Regions from separate parts of the Homo sapiens genome. Here all the other regions are linked to region 2. Evidence: chromatin contacts called from ENCODE Hi-C or POLR2A ChIA-PET data. All regions are on one chromosome and are shown on one strand. The core of a region is the stretch at or near the end of the contact, and the rest is flanking DNA. Distances in the headings are between cores, read along the strand shown. Region 1 has its middle 33 kb from the start of KHDRBS1. Region 2 holds the start of EIF3I (eukaryotic translation initiation factor 3 subunit I). Region 3 holds the start of ZBTB8B (zinc finger and BTB domain containing 8B).

Region 1 (4,509 bases), core at 1,659-4,158, 240 kb before region 2:
TAAAAATATATATATACAAAAATAAGCTGGTGGCACATGCCTGTAATCCCAGCTACTCCGGGTTGAACCTGGTAAGCGGAGGTTGTAGTGAGCTGAGATCGCACCACTGCATTCCAGTCTAGGCAACAGAGCGAGACTGTCTCTAAATAAATAAATAAACAAATAAACAATCAAAGGCACAGGGTCTTGCTTTGTTGTCCAGGCTGGTCTTGAACTCCTAGACTCAAATGATCCTCCCACCTCGACCTCCCAAAGTGCTGGGATTACAGGCATGAGTCACTGAGCCTGGCCAGACCAGAGTTTTCAAACTCTCATCATTCCCTTTGGTCTTTTCTATACATCTGTGTCCCTCCTTCCCTAGAGAAGACCCTATAGGAGGTTGGAATTCTGAGAATCTGGAAAGAATCCACAGACCAGCCCAGCTTACTTTGCAGGAGGTAGAAGCCTCTAGCTCAGCCTCCCAGTGACCAGAATCCTGGGCTGACCCTCAGGCCTCACCCTGCCAGTTCCCTTGCCCCACAGACATCTCTTTGCTTGCCACTGTGGCCCCAGTCACCACCAGACAGCAGCTCCGTGACTTTCCTTTCTCTCCATAGGAGATGTCTGTTTCCTTCTGTAGCCAAGCCAGAGAAGGTTCTGGGATTCCCCACTACTGGCAGAAGCCCACAAGTGCCCTGAGGACGGGGCTGAGTTGCATCCAAGTATCTCACTTTGGTCACGCAGACACCTGTTCCCTCTTTCTTTTATTCCCAAGACACTCACCCTAATCTTCATTGCCAAAATGAGTTACTCTCCACCTTTCAAATCCAGTTTAAACCTTAGAATCTTTCAGTTTCAACACCAGAGGACATACAATTTAAAAAATTAAAAAAATTAAAAAACGGCTGGGCATGGTGGCTCACACCTGTAATCCCAGCACTTTGGGAGGCTGAGGCGGGCAGATCACGAGGTCAGGAGATCGAGACCATCCTGGCTAACATGGTGAAACCCCATCTCTACTAAAAAATATAAAAAAATTAGCCGGGCATGGTGGCGGGCGCCTGTAGTCCCAGCTACTCGGGGGGCTGAGGCAGGAGAATGGCGTGAACCTGGGAGGCAGAGCTTGCAGTGAGCCGAGATCGCGCCACTGCACTCCAGCCTGGGCGACAGAGCGAGACTCCATCTCAAATAAATAAATAAATAAATAAATAAATAAATAAATAAATAAATAAAAATAAAACAACTTAGAATTTCCTCAGAAAGCCTTCCTCATCAGTTCTTCCGACTCCACTCTTGCTATTATGACAATTATTATCAGAAGGACTTCTGCACATAAATACCTAATAATAGCAACTAACATGTACTAAGATGTACTAAGTGCTATCAGCCCATCGCTGAGCTATTTGCAATACAGAAACCATCTCATTTAATTTTTACATCCACCTTGTAAGATATGTGCTACCGATATATAGAATATGTTGTGATTGGTAGCCCTGGACTGTACCATGAAGCGACCTTAGGAGCAATTACTTTATCCATTTCCATGGAAAAAAGTGAGGCTCGGAAAGGATAAATTACTAGCTTAAGTTCACACAAGCAAGCAAAAGGCAGAGACGAAACCTAAACCCAGGTATGACCAACCCCAAAGCCTATATTCTCTCTCTGTCTCTCTTTTTTTTTTTTTTTTTTTTTGGAGACAGAGTCTTGCTCCATTGCCCAGGCTGGAGTGCAGTGGCGCAATCTCGGCTCACTGCAACCTCCACCTCCCAGGTTCAAGTAATTCTTCTGCCTCAGCTTCCCAAGTAGCTGGGACTACGGGTGCCCATCACCATGCCCAGCTAATTTTTGTATTTTTAGTAGAGACGGGGTTTCACCATGTTGGCCAGGCTAGTCTCGAACTCCTGACCTCAGGTGATCCACCCAACTCAGCCTCCCAAAGTGCTGGGATTACAGGCATAAGCCACCTTGCCTGGCCAAAGTCTATATTATTAAGATTGCAATATTTTACTATGTCCCAGGTATGTGCAGTTCCAGAGTTAGGTAGTAGCTGGAGGAGTTTCTGAATTTTCTGTGTAACGTGGTTATATACGTGCTAGAATCGCAGTCAGTGAACTTAATATGCAAATGAAATACTCTGTACACTGTAAACAATGTTACCTCTCAAGTTTTTGCAGCAAACACCACCATTATCCCTTTGGAGTTAAACCCGCTTGGCTACCACCCTTGCTGTCAAACCCCCATGAGATGCCAAACACTTGAAAAGGGTTTCATCGGAGATGTCAGTGTGAGATTAAGAACACACAACAGATGAAATAGAGAAAACAAGGGAATTCACTAGCAGTTACTGGTAAGACGCTCAGGCTATTAGCCTGTCACACTCCCCACTGCCAGCAAAGCCATCTTTAGCCACTTGGAAACCTGGCCTTGCTTTCACTTCCTTTGTGAAATGTCCCGGGTGGTATTTTCCCCACAGTGTAAACAAGTCCTTTTACATTAATCAATTCATTTAATTCTCACAAAAACACTATAAAGTAAGTACTGTTATCATCTCCATTTTACAGATGACGTAACTGAGGCACAGAGAGTCTAAGCAGTTTGCTCAAAGTCACATGTGACATATGGCAGTGCTAGATTCAAACCCTTAAGTTACTGCGGAATCTGTGCTCTCAAAAACTACTACTCAGGCTGGGCGCAGTAGCTCACAGCTGTAAACCCAGCACTTTGGGAGGCTGAGGCAGGCAGATCACCTGAGGTCAGCAGTTCGAGACCAGCCTGGCCAACGTGGCAAAACCCCGTCTGTACTAAAAATACAAAAAAATTAGCCGGGCATGGTGGTGCATGACTATAATTCCAGCTACTCAGGAGGCTGAGGCAGGAGAATCACCACTTGACCTGGGAGGCAGAGGTTGCAGTGAGGTGAGATCACACCACTGCACTCCAGCCTGTGCGACAAAGTGAGACTCCGTGTCAAAAAAAAAAAAAAAAACCACATACACACACACAAAAACCCCTACTACTCTGTAGTTTGACAACAAAGCTAAATGAAGATAATTAGAAAATCCACTATTGCACCAGAATTGCAAAAGGGCTGTGGAGATATGTTTTTTTGTAGAATCTATGTGCTTTAGTAATGTGGAAGGGAGATCTCCCACCAAAATGTGTGGTGAGGTAGGCCTGGGTCACTCCCCAGACCAGGATCCCCCAGGCTCCAGGCTTTCATCTTAGCCCTGTAGTAACCCCCTCAGAAAAAGAATGCTTCTTTCCCATTTGTTCCAGCAAAAATCCTAAGATTGCTCTGATCAACTACCTTGGTTCTGTGCTTAACATTGACCCAGTTACAGAACTAAAGGATGGAATATGCTGACTTGTCGGGCCTGGGTGATATGCACATCCTTCTCTGCAGCCACACCCCAACACACGGAGCAAGAATGGAGAGATGGCTCCTAGCGAAAACTAGACTACTGAGAGGAGGGGAAAGAATGCTGAGCAGGCAAAACAACAGATGATCCAGGGATTCAGGCATTGACACTGGTAATTATAAGCCAGTGTGATAAATGACTTGACAGGAAGGAACTGGCACTGGAAGACAGCAGAGGAAACACCTAAACCAGAGGAAGTGGCATGTAAGCTGAGACCCAAGGAGGAGGTATCCAGGGCAAAGAGGGTGTGGGGTGGGGAAAGGAAACAGGCTGTGCATATTTTTATTTCCTTCCCTCCCTCCCTCCCTCCCTCCCTCCCTTCCTTTTTTTGAGACAGAGTCTCGCTCTGTCACCCAGGCTGGTATGCAGTGGCGTGATCTCGGCTCACTGCAACCTCCGCCTCCCAGGTTCAAGGGATTCTCCTGCCTCAGCCTCCCAAGGAGCTAGGATTATAGGCGCCTGCCACCACCCCTGCCTAATTTTTGTATTTTTAGTAGAGACAGGGTTTCACCATGTTGTCCAGGCTAGTCTCGAACTCTTAACCTCCAGTTATCCACCTGCCTCGGCCTCCCAAAGTGCTGAGATTACAGGTGTGAGCCACCACGCCTGGCCACATTTCTTGAAATGTGTGAGATTGGGGCCTAAACATTCACAGAGTCCGTGAGGATGAAGATGATGGGCCAGTCTGGGTGCCCTGGAGTGGCCTGAGCAGAAAGGAAGGAAAATGGATTAGGGGCTGAAGAGGAGATGAAGCTTTTAGTTTGGATATTGATCCTGAGGGGCACATGGGTCATTCTGTTAGAGATATCAAAGAGCCAGCTGAATATGTGGGTATGGCATTTGGGAGCAGGATCTCTGGACAGAGATCTGGGTGTGATCAGCACAAGGATGACCATTGAATGACCATCAGTTAAGGTCATCAAATGGTTACTGAGTGTAGGAGAGACATCCTTGGGTGAGGGGACCAAGTGGGAACAGACTCTTCAACAAAGACATCCAGATGGCCAAATAGCACAAGAAACAAGCATGTAAAAACATTATTACTGGCCGGGCTTGATGGCTCATGCCTGTAATTCCAGCACTTTGGGAAGCCGAGGCGGGCAGATCACTT
Region 2 (4,779 bases), core at 1-2,500:
AGAAGGGATCCACACTGGTTGAGGAGAAAGGGCATCAGGTACTGGAAAGAGGAGAAACCTGCAGTCAGTGTGATGGCCTGACTGAGCAGCACTGCCTTCTTTGAGCTCCTAGCGAATGTCTTTCCTTGGAGGGAGGCAGGGTTATAAGGACCCAGAGAACACTAATCCCTCTAAGGAGGATCCTTCCAGGGCAAAGAGGGAAACAGACTGAAGTCTGTGCCTTTGCTCAAACTACCCTCTCCCTCACCTCTGCTAGTTCCCATCCTGCAAGGCCTTGAAGCCAATGTCAGCCCCTCCAGGAAGCCTTCCCCAAGTCCTCCAGCTCCAGCCTTCCTCCTCTGAACTCCTCCCCTGCAGGGCCAATTTGAGCCCCAAGCCCTCCCTCTGGAAAGGCTCACAAATGTTGCCTTATGTAACTGAAGGAATCACAATAAAATGTGAATAATGGCAGCCATAGATTGAGCACTTACTATGTTCTAGGCCTAATGCTAAGTGCTCTACGTATCTCACCTAATTCCTGCAACTGACCTATCAGATGGTTATTATTATAATCGCCATTTACAGATGATGAAACTGAGGCTCAAGGACAACTGACTTTTCCGAGAATTTCTAGTGAGTAAGTGGTGGGGCTGACCCAGACCTGTTTGACTCCAAAGACCAAATTCTTGGCGGCAACTCCACCGAGAGAGGGGCCTTTCACAGAGACGCACCTCAGTATTCAAGAAGAGGGTCTTCATCTCCTGTAGCAACTGCTGGGCCCAGGTCGGCTCATGAACCCGCTGCAGGCCGGCGGAGGCCCGCTTCAGCAGCGGCTGCGTGCCACCCCACAGAGCGGCCACCAGCACCAGAGCCAACACCTGCCCTGAATGCAGACGAGTGAGTCACCCTGACCCCCACCCCAAACGGCCGCCCACCCCGCCCTCTCCTGGCCTTCTAGCCCCAGCTAGCCGCCCCCACTTCCCTCCTTCGCTCTCTTCGCCTCGGCTGCGACTGGCGGCTAAGGCAGGCCCAGGGAAGCTAGGGAGATGAATCCAGGAGTCCGGCCTCTGGGGTTGTAGCAGGGGTCGGGGTTAGAGGGTGGATGTGGAGCAGGAAATGAATTCGAGGCGAGGGTCGGGAAATCCATGGAAGGGCGGGGCCGGCTACCTACCCAGAGACGCCGCCATGGCAACGCCGCTGTCTTCTACTTCCGGGAACGAAGGGGCGGAGACCCATAATCCGGAAGTGACCTCGAAACCTTTTCCGGTCTTACTCACGTTGCGGCCTTCCTCGCGTCACAGCCGGGATGGTGAGTTTCAGAGTTAGGGGTATTGCAGTGGGGGTCCTGGGCTGAGGCTGGGGCCCAATTCCGAGCACTGACGTTACTGTCTTGTCCCCACAGAAGCCGATCCTACTGCAGGGCCATGAGCGGTCCATTACGCAGATTAAGTATAACCGCGAAGGAGACCTCCTCTTTACTGTGGCCAAGGACCCTGTGAGTGTTGGCTGGAGGGGGTCCGGGAGGGGCGGGATCCTTCTGCCAGGACGATGGGTGGACACGCCAGTTTTGCCGTTAGCGGGGAACCAAAGAGCAGCCCATTGTGAGAAGTAGGGAGAGGCCATGCCGGGGGTAGGTTGGCGAAAGTATTCTACCGGGAAAGGTGGGGAAGAACTCTATTGGCCGAGTGCGGTGGCTCACGCCTGTAATCCCAGCACTTTGAGAGGCCGAGGTGGGAGGGTCGCTTGAGCCCAGGAGTTGGAGACCAGCCTGAGCAACGTAGTAAGACCCATCTCTACACACAAAAAAATTAGCCTGACATGGTGGCCTCGCGCCTGTGGTCTCAGCTACTTCGGAGTCTGAAACGAGAGGATCGCTTGAGCGCGGTGAGCTGAGATCGTGCCACTGCACTCCAAGAAAAGCAAGAGACCACTGTGGAAAGGGGATAAAGATGAGGGTCAGCTTGCCCAGAGAACGGGATGCGACCTTTAGGGATAATCTAATCTTTCTACCAGGATAGGTGCAGGCTGTGTTATTCAGACACAGGGAACTTAATGAGGGTGTCTCTAGTCTCATTTTAAGTCAATCCCATCCTGCTACTCAATGCCAAACAATCCCTCATGATACTGCCTTTTGAGGCACCTGGCCATTTTATTTTATTTTTTCTTGAGACGGAGTCTCGCTCTGTCGCCTAGGCTGGAGTGCAGTGGCGCGATCTCGACTCACTGCAACCTCTGCCTCCCAGGTTCAAGCGATTCTCCTGCCTCAACCTCCCTAGTAGCTGGGACTACAGGCTCGTGCCACCATGCCCAGCTAATTTTTTGTATCTTTAGTAGAGATGGGGTTTCACCATGTTGGACAGGCTTGTCTTGAACTCCTGACCTCAGGTGATCCGCCTGCCTCGGCCTCCCAAAGTGCTAGGATTACAGGCATGAGTCACCACACCCGGCCTGGCCATTTTCAAGATGAGAAAACTGAAGTTCAGAGGAGAGAAGCACTGTATTTGAGATCATATAGTGAGACAGTGGCAGAGCAGGCACCAGAACCCAGACTTCCTTACTACCAGCTGCTCCCACTTGGATAAGACATCAGAGATACTGTTTTTCTGGACTGGAGCTCAACTTGGCCTTTTATTCTTTGGAGCCGTTGGGAGTCCCAGGAGAGCTGGAGCTAACAAATGAGGATGCCTTTACAAGCCGCCTGACTCCTCTGTTGCTTCCCTTCAGGAAGGGAGGAGAATCCAGGAGTTGGTCTTTTTACCAGCTCCCTGCTGTTTCCCAAGAAATAAACAGAAGAGGGCAGAATCAGCCTTGCTACAGGCTGCTGAGGGTTCCTGGGGCAAAATAGGAAGCCATTGCTCTTACTGGGATGTGTACTATCCTGTGGTTTGACTTTTCCAGATCGTCAATGTATGGTACTCTGTGAATGGTGAGAGGCTGGGCACCTACATGGGCCATACCGGAGCTGTGTGGTGTGTGGACGCTGACTGTATCCTTATTTTGGGTCTGAGTCCGTGTTGCTAGGGTCTGTCAGCGATGGAGAGGCTGAGTTGGGAGTTGGGAGTTGGGGGTGCTGTTGAGGGCCTAGAGAACGATACCTCCTACTCCCTGGTCTCTTCACTGACTGAGGAAACATTCAGGACAAATTCCAGTTCTGGATAAGGAGGTAAGAGGGGTAGAAAGGCTCTTTGGGGCTGAACAGGGAGATGATTCACTTGGCATCCCAAGAGGACAAGGGCTCGGGTGAACTTCGTCATATTTCTTAACAACTCTTCAGGGGACACCAAGCATGTCCTCACTGGCTCAGCTGACAACAGCTGTCGTCTCTGGGACTGTGAAACAGGTAAGCTGGGTTCATTCACCTTTTTAGCAAATATTGAGGACCTACAGTGTACCTGTTTGAGTAAACAGGTCCTAGGAAAATAGAGATGAAATCCATAGATAGTTTCCAGTCTAGGGAATAAGAGACAAGAAAGATAGATGAGAAAATACACGCCATGGTAGAGGAAGCATAGATTAAGTTTTCTTTTTTTTTTTTTTTTTCTTTTTCTTATTTTGGAGACAGAGTCTCACTGTCACCCAGGCTGGAGAGCAATGGCACTATCTCGGCTCACTGCAACCTCTGTCTCCCGGGTTCAAGGGATTCTCCTGTCTCAGCCAGCCCCAGTAGCTGGGATTATAGGCGCACGCCACCATGCTTGGCTGATTTTTTTTTTTGAGACAGATTCTCTCGCTGTGTCACCCAGGCTGGAGTGCAGTGGCACAATCTTGGCTTACTGCAACCTCCGCCTCCCAGGTTCAAGTGATTCTCCTGCCTCAGCCTCCCAAATAGCTGGGATTACAGACATGCGCCATCACACCTGGCTAATTTTTGTATTTTTAGTAGAGACAGGGTTTCACCATGTTGGCCAGACTGGTCTCAAACTCCAGACCTCAGGTAATCCACCCACCTCGGCCTTCCAAAGTGCTGGGATTACAGGCATGAGCCACTGCACCTGGCCACCAGCTAATTTTTGTATTTTTAGTAGAGACAGGGTTTCACCATGTTGGCCAGGCTGGTCTCGAACTCCTCAGCTCAAGTGATCCACCCGCCTTGGCCTCCCAAAGTGCTGAGATTACAGGCACAAGCCACTGTGCCCAGCCTAAGCTGTTCTGTTTAGTGCCAGGTCTATGCTGGGTACTGGGGACATGGAGGGAAATCAGATCAGGTCTTTGCTGTGGAGAAGCACAGTCTGAGGGAGAGACAGATATATTGCAGTCTACGTATGAGTAGTGCCACATTAGCAGGATGTCTGAGGAAAGAGTCTAGGTAAGAAGTTAAAATACTTGGCCAGGTGTGGTGGCTCACGCCTGTAATCCCAGCACTTTGGGAGGTTGAGGCAGGTGGATCACCTGAGGTCAGGAGTGCAAGACCAGCCTGGCCAACATGGTGAAACCCCGTCTATTAAAAATACAAAAATGAGCCAGGCATGGTGGTGGGCACCTGTAATCCCATCGACTCAGGAGGCTGAGGCAGAAGAATCGCTTGAAAGGTTGCAGTGAGCCGAGATCACACCATCGCACAGCAGCCTGCAGGACAAGAGCGAAACTCCATCTCAAAAAAAAAAAGGCCGGGCGCGGTGGCTCACACCTGTAATCCCAGCACTTTGGGAGGCTGAGGCGGGCGGATCACGGGTCAGGAGATCAAGACCATCCTGGCTAACACGGTGAAATCCCGTCTCTACTAAAAATACAAAAAATTAGCGGGGCATGGTGGCAGGCGCCTGTAGTCCCAGCTACTTGGGAGGCTGAGGCAGGAGAATG
Region 3 (4,472 bases), core at 12-2,511, 240 kb after region 2:
AGTAGCTGGGATTACTGGCCCACGCCCGGCTAATTTTTGTATTTTTAGTAGAGATGGGGTTTCACCATGTTGGCCAGGCTGGTCTCGGACTCCTGACCTCAGGTGATCCACCCGCCACCACTCCAGCCTGGGCAACAGAGTCTGAGACTCCGTCTCAAAAAAAAAAAAAAAAAAAAAAAAAAAGTCATACTGGCATAGAGTGAACCCCTAATCCAATATGACTGGTATCCTTATAAAAATACTTTTTTTTTGGAGACGGAGTCTCTCTCTGTCGCCCCAGGCTGGAGTGCAGTGGCGCGATCTCGACTCACTGCAACCAAAAGGAGACATTTTGACATGGAGACATATACAGGGAATATGCCCTGTGAACATGAAGATGGCCATATGCAAGCCCAGGAGAGAAGCCTGGAAGAGACCGTTTCCTCACAGCGCTCAGAAGGAAAGAACCCTGCCAACATCTTGCTTTCAGATGCCCCCAGGATTGTCAGACAATAAGATCTGTTATTGACGCCACCGGGTTGGTGATACTTAGGTACAGCAGCCCTAGCAAACGAATACACCCCCATGAGAACTAAGCTCCCTGAGAGCGGTAAGCTGCCTTGTCTTGCTCACAGCTGACAAGAACACGCCTGTACGGTCACTTAGCACCTAGTACTGCCATTTAACCGTTTCACTAGTATGTATGAACCGGAGAGCCTGTCAAGGGAAGAGCTGAATCTTTTATCTTTTGTAACGACTACCCAGTGAAAGAAACCGCGGGTATGCAATAAAAACCTGTTGAATCGATTAAACCATTTCCCTTATTTCCAGATTTTTGCGGAAAGCGCCAGTAGGTGAAATATGTGCGGACTGATGAGTCAAAGCTCTTATTCCCTGGACTGCATTAATACCCACGACGTGCTTTTCGCTCTCCAGACAAAGAGACCGGTACTTGGCAGGTCCCTCAAGTGGGACTCAAAAGACCGAACCGAGCTGCAGCCTTTCGCTAGCACTGGTCCTCGCCCCTTTTGGCATCTTGGTACTTGTAGTTTTGTCCACTCTATCTTTACCCGAAAAGCCAGCGCTGAGACCACAACTCCCATCACCCTGCGAGCACCAGCGCCTTCAGAGCGCATCCTCCGAGGGGCACCAGCGCCATTGACCACCCTGCTGGCCGAAGGGCCCGCCTTCCCGAGGCCAGGCGCTCCCGCGATTGGCCAGCCGCCCCGCCTCTCATCGGAGGGCGCCAGGTGAATGAAAGGGGGGCGTGTCGGTGCGCGGTGCTCCGTGGCTGCGCTGCTGGAACCCGCTGGAAGGTGAGCGCGAAGAAGCGGGTTGGCGCTGCCGCTTTCGTTGGTTTGGGGAGGATTCCTAGCACCCGGGAGGCTGGCTGGAGATTGGGGTTAGCGGGCAGGGTTGCCCCCACTCAGTCATCCTCCTTCGGACCGCTTGGCCCTGGCAACTCCTGGGACCTCCGCCCCGCGAGCCCTTCTAGCGTGGGGAGGGGCAGGCGCGGCCGTGGGGCCCCAGCTTCCCTGTCATTGGGTGTCCTCCGCGTCGTCCAGCCGGGGGTCGCGGCGCCGACTACTTCCACGGTGAATGGTGCCCAGGCGTGGGGGGCTCGGCCACACTGGAGAAGTGCCAGCGGCAGCGATGGCCACTTTGTCCGCGGGAGGCCATGGGAGGGGCTAGGCCTTGGGGTCCCACCCTCGGGGGCCGTGCCCTGTAGCTGGTTCTGGTGGCCTCTCTGCAGGTCGTCTGATGCTGGACGGGGGAGGGTCTGTCTTGCGAGCAGTTTAGATGCAGTTGACCCTGAAATTCTTCGTATGGAAATGGAAACTTCTCCAGTGTCCTTCTCCTCCGATCCATGCCTAAAAGAAAGGAGTGACTTCCCCAACCTGTCGCATCGTGTCCTGGAGGGTTTGAGGAGGCCGGTTAGCATAGTGGTTAAGGATGTCAACCCGGGAGTCAGTCGGATCTCTGTTCTATTACTAACTTGGTGATGTTATCTGCATCTTTGAATCTCAGTTCCTCCTCTGAAAAAGAGGATGTAGTTAGAGTATCTGTCGTACTGGATTATTGTGAGGTGAAAACTAATGTGCTTGTAAAAGCCAGGCATGGTGGCGCGCACCTGTAGTCCCTGCTACTCGGGAAGCTAAGGTTGGGAGGATCTCTTGAGCCCAGGAGTTCCAGGCTGCATTGAGGTAGGATCGTGCACTCCAACCTGGGCAACCGAGCAAGACCGTGCCTTTTAAAAATTTTAATTTAAAAAGTAAAATGAATATGCTTGTACTTTGTACAGTGTTTTATAAGGAATAGTGCTTAATATTTACTAAAATTGAGGAGCAGGTTTTTGTTATTCTCAGGTTGGTGGGACTGGAGGAGTCTTGTCAGAAAGGGTCGGAGGTGGAATTCAAGGCTGCTTTTGGCCTCTGAACAGAGACAGTTGTGTGATCTGGCTAGGACTCCCTCAAGGGTATATGAGAGTTTGTATTGCAGGTAGTTGTGTTGGCATCTGCTGTCTCCTGGAGGACAGGCACTATACTTGGTTCATTTTTCTATTCCTGGCATCTTCCTTGTGTCAGGCATTGTATGTAGCCGGTAACCGTTGAATTGAGTTGGAACCGTGGGATGGTTGGGAGGTTCCCTGCCAGAGTGCGGATAAATGTGCTTCTGAGAGCAGTCTGCCCTAAGAGCTGCTCTTCTGGGATAAGTGGTGATCCTCAGCACTTCCCGGGGCAGCAGAGCACTTCAGGCAAATGGGGGTGATATAAATAAATATTTACACAATATATACCAAGTACAGGATTGGGGAAAATTTTGAAGAAAATACTATACGGATAGACTTTTGCAACGTCAGGAAGTAGAATAAAAATAATTGCAATAGAATAAAAAATAATTTCAGTAAGAAAGCCAAAAGAAATTGGTTTTAGGTGCTATTTCTGGAAAGGAGGCTTTTCCAGTGAAAGACGGAAGTGCCCTGGGAAGAGCCCCTATAGATCAGACCATACTACAAGTTAAGAAGTGTTGTGCGTACTTACATATTTATCTACCTGGCTTACCAACTCCTTACCCCTCTGCCCTGCCTCCTTTTTTTCTTAGTTAACAAAGAAAAAAGCCAAGGCAGAAGGATCACTTGAGTCCAGGAGTTCAAGACCATTGAGACCAGCCAGGGCAACATAGTGAGACCCCATCTCTACAAAAAAATGTTTTCAGAATTAGCTGAGTGTGGTGCTGCATGCCTGTAGTCACAGCTACTTGGGAGGCTGAGGTAGGAGGATTGCTTGAGCCTGGGAGGTCGAGGCGGCAGTGAACTGTGATCATGGACTGCACTCCAGCCTGGGTAACAAAGTAAGACCCCGTCTCAAAAGAAAAGAAAAGCAATACATGCACATAGTAAAACATTCTATCAGAAAGGTTTAAAATGAAAGGCGAAAGTCCCTCCACACACTTGTTTTTTTTTTTTTTTTTGAGATGGAGTCTCGCACTATCGCCCAGGCTGGAGTGCAGTGGCACAATCTCTGCTCACTGCAGCCTCCGCCTCCACCGCCTCCTGGGTTCAAGTGATTCTCCTGCCTCAGCCTCCCGAGTAGCTGGGATTACAGGTGCCCGCCACCATGCCCAGCTAATTTTTTTGTATTTTTAGTAGAGACGGGGTTTCACTACGTTGGCCAGGCTGGTCTCGAACTCCTGACCCCAGGTGATCTACCCACCTTGGCCTCCCAAAGTGCTGGGATTACAAGTGTGAGCCACCACACCCGGCCCCAAGTGGATTTTAAACTTGGTTTATAGTTTATCTACTAAGCAGTTAAGAAATGAATATTCCTTTTTTGCTTAACAAATCTATTTTGTCCAAAGCACTCTGCCAGATACTGTAAGGGATATAAAATTGAATAAGACATGGCTCATGCTTTCAAAGGGCTTGTAGTTCATTGACAGAGAAGGGCCAGGACATAAATAATAAACAGGAGTTAACCAAGGGTAGTGGAATCAGTCAGTTAGGAGTCTCCCAGTTGCATGAAATAGAAAACCCAACTCAGAGGCCAGGTGTGGTGTCTCACACCTGTAACCCCAGCACTTTAGGAGGCTGAGGGGGGCAGATCACTTGAGGCCAGGAGTTCGAGACCAGCCTGGGCAACATGGCAAAACCCTGTCTCTACCAAAAGTACAAAAAAAATTAGCCTGGCGTGGGGGTGGGTACCTGTAGTCCCAGCTACTCGGGAGGCTGAGGTAGGATGATTACTTTAGCCAGGGAGGCGGAGGTCAGAGTGGGCCGAGATCACACCACTGCACTGCAGCCTGGGTGACAGAGTGAGACCCCATCCCCCATCTCAAAAAATAATAATAATAATATTTAAAAAAGAAAACCCAACTCAGACCAGCTAAACCAAAAAGGAACTTAATTGGCTTCTGGCACTGCTTGAGTTGGGGCTCCAATGTTGTCCCCAGGCTCCATCAGCCTGAGCTGGGCTGTCATCTTTGTTAGGCTGACT

The links. A loop is a pair of places that touch in the nucleus more often than their neighbours do. ChIA-PET counts read pairs that join two places held with the same protein, here RNA polymerase II (POLR2A). Pooled maps may share reads with other maps.
Region 1: a loop to region 2 is called in a pooled map, with 3 times the contacts of the local background. The contact joins the enhancer-like site here to the promoter of EIF3I in region 2. A Hi-C loop is called at or near these places in 2 of 50 pooled maps. POLR2A ChIA-PET finds 5 or more read pairs at or near these places in 2 of 52 experiments (activated CD8-positive, alpha-beta memory T cell and common myeloid progenitor, CD34-positive).
Region 3: a pooled map shows a loop between it and region 2 (2.7-fold over the local background). The contact joins the promoter of ZBTB8B here to the promoter of EIF3I in region 2. A Hi-C loop is called at or near these places in 1 of 50 pooled maps. POLR2A ChIA-PET finds 5 or more read pairs at or near these places in 2 of 52 experiments (WTC11 and activated B cell).

The regions. Positions count from the first base shown.
Region 1 is chr1:31,978,648-31,983,156 of GRCh38, forward strand. No RefSeq gene overlaps it. Among named protein-coding and RNA genes, the nearest start is that of KHDRBS1, 33 kb to the right of the region's middle. Within about 2 kb of position 2,909, at least 6 of the 41 ENCODE cell types and tissues checked have a DNase peak (open chromatin) inside an H3K27ac peak, as active enhancers do.
Region 2 is chr1:32,221,157-32,225,935 of GRCh38, forward strand. EIF3I (eukaryotic translation initiation factor 3 subunit I) reads left to right here and starts at 1,251. Exons shown (of 11, transcript NM_003757.4): 1 at 1,251-1,288; 2 at 1,382-1,474; 3 at 2,878-2,965; 4 at 3,254-3,319. The coding sequence starts at 1,286. TMEM234 (transmembrane protein 234) reads right to left here and starts at 1,197. Exons shown (of 5, transcript NM_019118.5): 1 at 1,151-1,197; 2 at 711-862; 3 at 1-41. The coding sequence starts at 1,166. RefSeq lists enhancers at 470-1,669, 946-1,579.
Region 3 is chr1:32,463,811-32,468,282 of GRCh38, forward strand. ZBTB8B (zinc finger and BTB domain containing 8B) reads left to right here and starts at 1,262. Exons shown (of 4, transcript NM_001145720.2): 1 at 1,262-1,295.